Regions from separate parts of the Homo sapiens genome. Here region 2 is linked to region 1. Evidence: chromatin contacts called from ENCODE Hi-C or POLR2A ChIA-PET data. All regions are on one chromosome and are shown on one strand. Each heading gives the region's core, a stretch centred on a gene start or an enhancer-like site at or near the end of the contact. The rest is flanking DNA. Distances are from core to core; before and after follow the strand shown.

The links. A loop is a pair of places that touch in the nucleus more often than their neighbours do. ChIA-PET counts read pairs that join two places held with the same protein, here RNA polymerase II (POLR2A). Pooled maps may share reads with other maps.
Region 2: a loop to region 1 is called in a map of lower leg skin, with 26 times the contacts of the local background. The contact joins the promoter of RAVER1 here to the promoter of HNRNPM in region 1. A Hi-C loop is called at or near these places in 1 of 168 maps with a recorded cell type or tissue (lower leg skin) and 4 of 50 pooled maps. POLR2A ChIA-PET finds 5 or more read pairs at or near these places in 1 of 52 experiments (WTC11).

Annotation. Positions count from the first base shown.
Region 1 is chr19:8,442,780-8,446,755 of GRCh38, forward strand. HNRNPM (heterogeneous nuclear ribonucleoprotein M) reads left to right here and starts at 2,196. Exons shown (of 16, transcript NM_005968.5): 1 at 2,196-2,332. The coding sequence starts at 2,220. RefSeq lists silencers at 1,955-2,234, 2,475-2,704.
Region 2 is chr19:10,330,803-10,334,778 of GRCh38, forward strand. RAVER1 (ribonucleoprotein, PTB binding 1) reads right to left here and starts at 2,727. Exons shown (of 13, transcript NM_133452.3): 1 at 2,487-2,727. The coding sequence starts at 2,705. It overlaps ICAM3 (intercellular adhesion molecule 3), which reads right to left. Exons shown (of 7, transcript NM_002162.5): 5 at 3,726-3,976; 6 at 3,358-3,606; 7 at 2,974-3,257. The coding sequence ends at 3,055. RefSeq lists enhancers at 1,204-2,120, 2,121-3,037, 2,528-2,747, 2,988-3,127, 3,752-3,976 and a silencer at 2,132-2,355.

The DNA of each region.
Region 1 (3,976 bases), core at 946-3,445:
GATTGAAATATTATTGATAGGCTGGGCACGGTGACTCACACCTGTAATCCCAGCACTTTGGGAGGCTGAGGTGGGCAGATCACCTGAGGTCAGGAGTTTGAGACTAGTTTGGCCAGCATGGCAAAACCCCATCTCTACTAAAAAATACAAAACTTAGCCAGGCGTCGTGGTGTGCACCTGTAATCCCAGATACTTGGAAAGCTGATGCAGAAGAATCGCTTGAAATCAGGAGGCGGAGGTTGCAGTGAGCTGAGATGGTGCCACTGCACTCCAGCCTCTGTGACAGAGCAAGACTGTCTCCAAAAAAAGAAAAAAATATATTATTGATAATCGCTGCATTGAAGGCCAGGCGCAGTGGTTTACGCCTACAATCGCAGCACTTTGGGAGCCTGAGGCAGGCGGATCACGAGGTCAGGAGTTCGAGACCAGCCTGACCAATATGATGAAACCTTGTCTCTACTAAAAATACAAAAGTTAGCCGGGCGTGGTGGCATGCACCTGTAATCCCAGCTACTCGGGAGGCTGAGACAGGAGAATCGCTTGAACCCAGGAGGCGGAGGTTGCAGCGAGCCGAGATGGCGCCATTGCACTCCAGTCTGGGCAACAAGAGCGAAACTCCGTCTCAAAAAGATAATCGCTGCATCTTACTGCCCAAGTTGCCACAAGCACACGTAACATCTGATGGTGCCAATTCGACTGTCTGCACTTGGAAAATGGCACATTGGAGGCTGCACAGCACCATAAAACTGATGCCACGAATGCACACAAAAATAAGACCATACAGCATTATGCCTAGTACAGAATACACCCTGAATTCTGTCACAGTTCACTTTATGCAACATTGCAAGAGTCCTCTCGCTCTTTATTATTATTTTTAATTTTTTTGAGATGGGGTCTCACTCTGTGACCAGGCTGGAGTGCAGTGGCCCGATCTTGGCTCACTGCAACCTCCTCCTCCTGGGTTGAAGCGATTCTCCTGCCTCAGGCTCCCCAGTAGCTGGGATTATGGGCGCCTGCCACCACACCCGGCTAATTTTTGTATTTTTAGTAGAGACAGGGTTTCATCATGTTGGCCAGGATGGTCTGATCTCTTGACCTCGTGATCCACCCGCCTTGGCCTCTCAAAGTGGTAGGATTACAGGCGTGAGCTGCCGCGCCCAGCCATTAATTTTTTTTTTAATTTTGTTTTTAACTTTTAGGTTTGGGGGTAAATGTGAAGGTTTGTTAAATAGGTAAACACTTGTCATGGAGGTTTGTTGTACAGATTATTTCATCACCCAGGTATTAAGCCCAGTACTCAATACTTATCTTTTTGTTTTTTGAGATGGAGTCTCAGTCTATCTCCCAGGCTGCGGTGCAGTGGCGTGATCTCGGCTCACTGCAACCTCCGGCTCCTGGGTTCAAGCGATTCTCCTGCTTCAGCCTCCCGAGTAGCTGGGATTACAGGCGCCCGCCACCACGTCCAGCTAATTTTTTTATTTTTAGTAGAGACGCGGTTTCACCATGTTGGCCAGTCTGGTCTCGAACTCCTGACCTCAGGTGATCCGCCGCCTCGGCCTCCCATACCCAAAGTGCTGGGATTACAGGAGTGAGCCATCGCGCCTGGCCCCATTATTAGTGAATTTTAACAGTTTTCCGTTTCTTCTGGACGAACTGTTTGCAATTATAATGCGAATTACGGATAATACTCTGATATTATTCCATGCCGTTCCGTTGTTGCCTACAAAGTTCGCGCTGGAGAACCGCGCAATTGCGTTACAAAAAGAAAAAAATCACACAAAAAGACACAATGTTTTAAGAAAGTTTACGAATCGTGTGCCGGACCGCGGGTTGAACAAGCTTCATCTAAAACTTCCAGGAATCTCTAGACAGGATCATTGCTTCCCCTCTGCTCCAGCTCTGGTTACAGAAAGCTGAGAGTGACTAGGTCTAGGTGTTTGTGTGGGGTGGGGTGGGGAGATGCCTCCTCTATCGGACTCAGAGGACGCGCGCCGGGAACAGCCAGTCGGTGCCTAACGCGAGTGTATCTCGAGAGAGAAGCGATCAACAGCTGCCGGTCTGCGCCTGCGCGCGGCGGGGGCGTGGCCCGGGGCGAGTGGGGCCAAGGAGGCAGCCGGGAGCGGCGGGCGCAGGTGTTACTGGTTGCGTCGGGTCACGTGGGCGCGCAGGCGCAGCGCGGTGCAGCCCGTTCGCTCACACAAAGCCCAGACGCGGAGAAAATGGCGGCAGGGGTCGAAGCGGCGGCGGAGGTGGCGGCGACGGAGATCAAAATGGAGGAAGAGAGCGGCGCGCCCGGCGTGCCGAGCGGCAACGGGGCTCCGGGCCCTAAGGGGTGAGTATCCCACGGTCCTTTGCCACGGGTAAGGGTTCCTCTCCGCGGCCGACGCGGGCGGCGGCTCCGTTAGGTCTGTTGGCGGCCTAGCCCCGGCGCGGCCTCGGCCCCGGCTGTTCCCGTACCGCCTGCTCAGGGTAGCGGCGTCTAGGGCCGTGAGCGGGGAGCCGGGGGAGCCTCCAGAATCGTCCCCTACACCGGGCCTCGAGCCTCGCCACCCTCAGTCCCTCCAGGCCGGGGCCAACCCCGTAGTCGAGGCCTCAGGCCCAGCTGCTGCGCATGGGGGTTGATGGCGCGGGCCCGGACCGGAGAGCCTCCGAGGCCTACCCGACCGCTCCCCGGGAGGGTGACCTCGGGGGCCGGGTTTCAGCCCCCCGTCCCCTCTCCTCCCGGGGTCTGTTTTCTGATCCGTAACGTGGGGGGAGGAGAGAGGGTGCGCGCCCGGGAGGCCTCGCGCGCAGTCAGCCCGAGTCAACGGTAACCGAGCGAGGGAAGCGTCAGGAAGGGCCGCGAAGCCGGGTCGGGGGGCTCCCCTCCTGCCCCGCCCCTTAGTCCCCGCGCGCCGACCGCGCTCCGCGGGAAGTGCCTCCCTCGGAACCGCCCCTCGCCCCACGCTCTGGCCCTGGCTCAAGTCCCTCGCCGTTTCCCGCTCCTCCTCCCCGGGTGCGCCGCAGGTATTAGTGGAGAGATGGGATCTGCTGCTTAGCGTTCACCCTCGGAAGCAGACAGATACGAAGTCGGGGGAGGAATCCCCTTTTTCCCGTGTTTCGGGGAAGCTGTTCTGTCAGGAGGCGGGTTCATTTACTTCCAGACTTCATCAGCTTTTCGAGTCCTGCTTGGGGCTCTTTGACTCCTTGGCTTTTAAAAGTTTCTTTAAAGGAGGAAGCATCGACTTGTGCCCCGGTGAAACTCATTCATTCTGATTACAGACACTTAAGAGAGACAGAGAGGTTTTGGCTCCAAGATCAGCGGCCGGGAAGGAAGGGGAAGCCTGGGTACACATTGAATTTCCCAGACATTTATTTCATTGTGGTAAAATAGACATAACGTAGACTTTGCCATTTTAACCATTTTTTAAGCGTATAATTCAGTGGCATTGAGTATACTGACTCAGTGTGCTGTAACCGTCACTGCTTCATGTCCAGAACTTTTTCATCATCGGAAACAGAAAGTGTAGCTATTAAATACTAACTCCCTCCGTTTTCTTTCCTTTCTGTCTGTGACTTTGCCTTCCTCATATTGTAATGTGTGAAGCTTAGTTTATGGAGATTAAAAGTGAATGCGGTTGAGCACTTATATATTTAATTTTTTTCTTTGAGACAGGGTCTCCCTCTGTTACCCAAGCTGGGATGCAGTGGCACGATCACAGATCACTGCAGCCTCGAACTCCTGGGCTCAATCGATCCTTCCATCTCAGCCTCCTGAGTAGCTGGGATCACAGGCGCGGCACCACCATGCCCGGCTAATTTTTTGAAGAGAGGAGGTCTCCGGGTGTTGCCCAGGCTGGTCTGAAACTCCTGGGTTCAAGCCATCCTCCTGCCTAGGCCTTCCAAAGTGCTGAAGTTACAGGCATGAGCTACTGCGCCCTGCCTAGTTGAGCGCTTAGGTTAAGAACGTTCCCTAAGTGCTAGCTATATTGGTAGA
Region 2 (3,976 bases), core at 1,477-3,976, 1.9 Mb after region 1:
CTTATAATCCCAGCATTTTGGGAGGCCGAGGCGGGTGAATCACCTGAGGTCAGGAGTTCGAGACCAGCCTGGCCAACATGGTGAAACCTTGTCTCTACTAAAAATACAAAAATTAGCCAGGAGTGGTGGCGCACACCTGTAATCCTAGCTACTCGGGAGGCTGAGGTAGGAGAACTGCTTGCACCCAGGAGGCAGAGGTTGCAGTGTGCCACTGCACTCCAGCCTGGGTGACAAAGGGAGACACTGTCAACAACAATAACAACAAGGCCGGGCGCGGTGGCTCACGCCTGTAATCCCAGCACTTTGGGAGGCCGAGGCGGGTGGATCACGAGGTCAGGAGATCGAGACCATCCTGGCTAACAAGGTGAAACCCCGTCTCTACTAAAAATACAAAAAAATTAGCCGGGCGCGGTGGCAGGCGCCTGTATTCCCAGCTACTCGGGAGGCTGAGGCAGGAGAATGGCGTGAACCCGGGAAGCAGAGCTTGCAGTGAGCCGAGATTGCGCCACTGCAGTCCGCAGTCCAGCCTGGGCGACAGAGCGAGACTCCGTCTCAAAAAAAAAAAAAAAAAAAAAAAAAAATAACAACAACAAAAAAAAAAAAAAAAAAAGAGGCCGGGCTCACGCCTGTAATTCCAGCACTTTGGAGGCTGAGGCAGGCGGGTCACAAGATCAAGAGATCGAGACCATCCTGGCCAGGAAGGTGAAACCCCATCTCTACTAAAAATACAAAAATCAGCTGGCTGTGGTGGCGTGCACCTGTAGTCCTAGCTACTCGGGAGACTGAGGCAAGACAATTGCTTGAACCCGAGGGGTGAAGGTTGCAGTGAGCAGACATCAAGCCACTGCACTCTAGCCTGGCGACAGAGTGAGACTCCGTCTCAAAAAAAAAAAAAAAAAAAAAAAGAGTATGCCTTTAGGGAAGCCATTTAACCTGCATGAACCTCCTTTTGCAAGATTCACTGTTTCCAACAACTCTGTAAGTGAAGTATTAACAAACTCATGTTGTATATGAGAAAACTTAGGCTAGGAGAAGTGAAGAGATCTGCTGGAGGCCATGCAGTTGGGCAGCGCAGCCACCCATGGGTACCTGACTGGGGAGCCCACCTTCTAGTAAGCCCCACGTTGTGTGGGTTCACATGCCTCCCAATTTCCTCCTGCTGATAAAGCTGCCCTCTTCCAAGCCAGCTCATTTATTTTTCTTTTTTTTAGAGATAGTGTCTTGTTCTGTCACCTAGGCTAGAGTGTAGTAGCACAATCATAGCTCACTGCAGCCTCAACCTCCTAGGCTCAAGTGATCCTCCCACCTCAGCCTCCTGCGTAGCTGGGACTACAGGCACGCACCACCATGCCTGGCTAATTTTTAAAAATTTTTTGTAGAGATGAGGGTTTCACTATACCGCCCAGGCTAGTCTCGAACCCTTGGGCTCAATACAGCCTCTTGCCTCAGCCTCTCAAAGTGCTGGGATTAAAGGGATGAGCCACCATGCCCAGCCTCTCAAGCCAGCTTTGAAGGCAAAGTGCTGGCGCCTGCTGGGACCAGACACACTGTGCATCTTGCAGGAGAGACAATGTGTTCCCAGCTGAGAGACTGCAGACACTGAGAGGAAGACCCAGAAAGAAACCTGACCATCCTTAATGATCCCTGTCCCGATCTGTCCCCAAATTCAGCCCCTCCCAACATCCCTGGGGTTCCACTAGCCACGTGCCCACCCGGTGTGCTGGTGGGCCGGAGAGCAGGGAATCTCAGCAGCAGGAAGCGAGAACCTATTTCACCGCCATAGGGCAGGGCAGTATAGATGCCATTTCCCTGGGTCCAAAGAGCATTGGGAAGCGCTGCCCCATGCTGGCCCCATGAGAAGGGCACTCCTAGCAGGAAGATTAGCCACGAGGGGCTCCATAGAACACAGGCCTCGCTTCCTTCCTGTAGGTCTGTAGGCTGGTGGCAGAAGACCCCATTTTCCCAAATTAATCCTGAGGTTTTGGGGGCTGAGACCCAGGGGCTGCTGTTAACTTCCGGATTTATCTCTGAGAGCAGTGAATAAACGCGTGATATGGAGGGGCGTACTCTCCGCAGTCCTGAAACTTCTGGATGTGAGGTCCCGCCACCCTGTGGTAGAGTGGGTGGAGAAAAGCATCATCCAAGCAGGGGGCAACTGGTGGTCCAATGTACCAGCCCATTCACAATTCCCCAACAGGACCAAAGCTGTCCGCCCCCTTCCATTCCCCGCCCGCTTCCATCACTTGGTGTCGCCCAAGCCTGTGGTCGCCCCTAGCAACGCCCTCCCTCACTTCGCAGTCGGTTTCCCCTTTCATCATCGCCCCCCCACGTCCCGCTCTTGGTCTCTCCCGATCCCGCGTGGATCCGGTGCTTGGGCGCCCCCGCCAACGACCCCCGCGCACCTCAGCGTTGGTGTCGCCCGGTTCCCCCCGCGCACGCGCACCGTGGTATTTCCCGCCACGCTCCTACACCGCCCCCCCCAATACCTGGTTGGTCACGTCCCCCGGGAGGCCCCGGATCAGTATCTTGCGGCGGTTACGGAACTGGCGCTCGGTGTGTTCCAGGCGTTTCCGGATCTCTTCTGGATCTAGAGGCGGCAGCTCTTCTTCCGGCGCCCGGCGCTCCGCGGCATCGCCGGCTTCGACTTCGGCCCCAGACTTAGGGCTCAGCGGGGGCCGGTGAGTAACGGACACGTCCGCCGCCATCTTGGGAAACCCGGCGCCTTCTGGGACCAGCGAGCCGGGGCGGAGCGGCATAGAGCGGCAACGAGGGCGCGCCCGTCGATTGGCTGGGAGAAACCCCACCTCCTTCCCGCCCCCCTTGCCCCGTTGGCTAAGCCCCAGCCCACCTCTCAAGAGTTCAAGCTGCGTCTGCGCGCCACAGGCCCCGCCCCCTTCCGTCGCAGCGACGCTACTCAGTGGATGTGCACCTGGGTGGGAGAGACTTGCAGCGCGGGTGGAATCAAACCACAGATTAGGGAGTTTGAAGGCTTTATTGGTGCGGAATCTGAGGGCACAGCCAAGCCCCCGCCAACTTTGATCCCGGATCCCAGCGTCACTCAGCTCTGGACGGTTCTTCCCCCATTGCTTCTGTCGGCTGCATAGACGTGAGGGGCAGATAGGTGCTCTCCTCCCTAACATGGTAACTGCCGCTCCGTTGGTGCTCCCTGAAGACGTACATTAAGGCCAGTACGATAGTCACCACGCCCAGGGTCAGTAACACCGCCACGAAGACGGGGACAAAGTGGGAGCTCCCAGCTGTGCAGAGAAAGCGCTAAGTCAATATGCGTCCCTTCTGTCTCCAACCCCCCCGCCCCCCGGCTTACCGGTCCAGACCCGCAGCCCCGTGTTAGCTCACCCTCAATGTCCATCACCACGACCAGGGTGTATTTGCCTCGTGAGCTGGACGCTTGGCACTGATAAGTACCATTATGTGTTACGTTGACGAAGAACGGGATCCCCACCGGCACCTCCCGGCTGGAGCCTTCCTTCAAACACCGCAGCTCGGGGTACGGGTTGCCCCTGGCTTGGCACTGCAGGACGTGTCTCGTTTTATCTTTCCATTTCAAGTGCTGGGGGCATGTGGCTCGGTCAATTTTGGGACCATCTGTGGAACCACCATGTGTGATCAGACACCCAACACACCCGAGGCACAGTGGTGCAGAGGAGCGTCTAATCTTTCCAGGGCAGGGGTGGAGGGATTAAAGGTCAGGGTGACCGACTCACACAGGACTCGCAGCTGGACGCTACTGTTCCTGTGCAAGAACTCGCCGTCCACCTCGAGAGTGGCACTGCAGAAGAAGCTGCGTCCGTCGTCACTCTCGGTAGCATTTAGCTGAAGTTGAGCTGGCTGCCCCGGGGCCGCGGCCGGAACTCCGTCCAGCGTGACCTGGACTCGAGCCCCAGCCATGCAACTCACGGTCACTGTGGACCCCTCATGGGCGGTGGGCTCGCTGAGGTTCACAATGGGTCCTAGG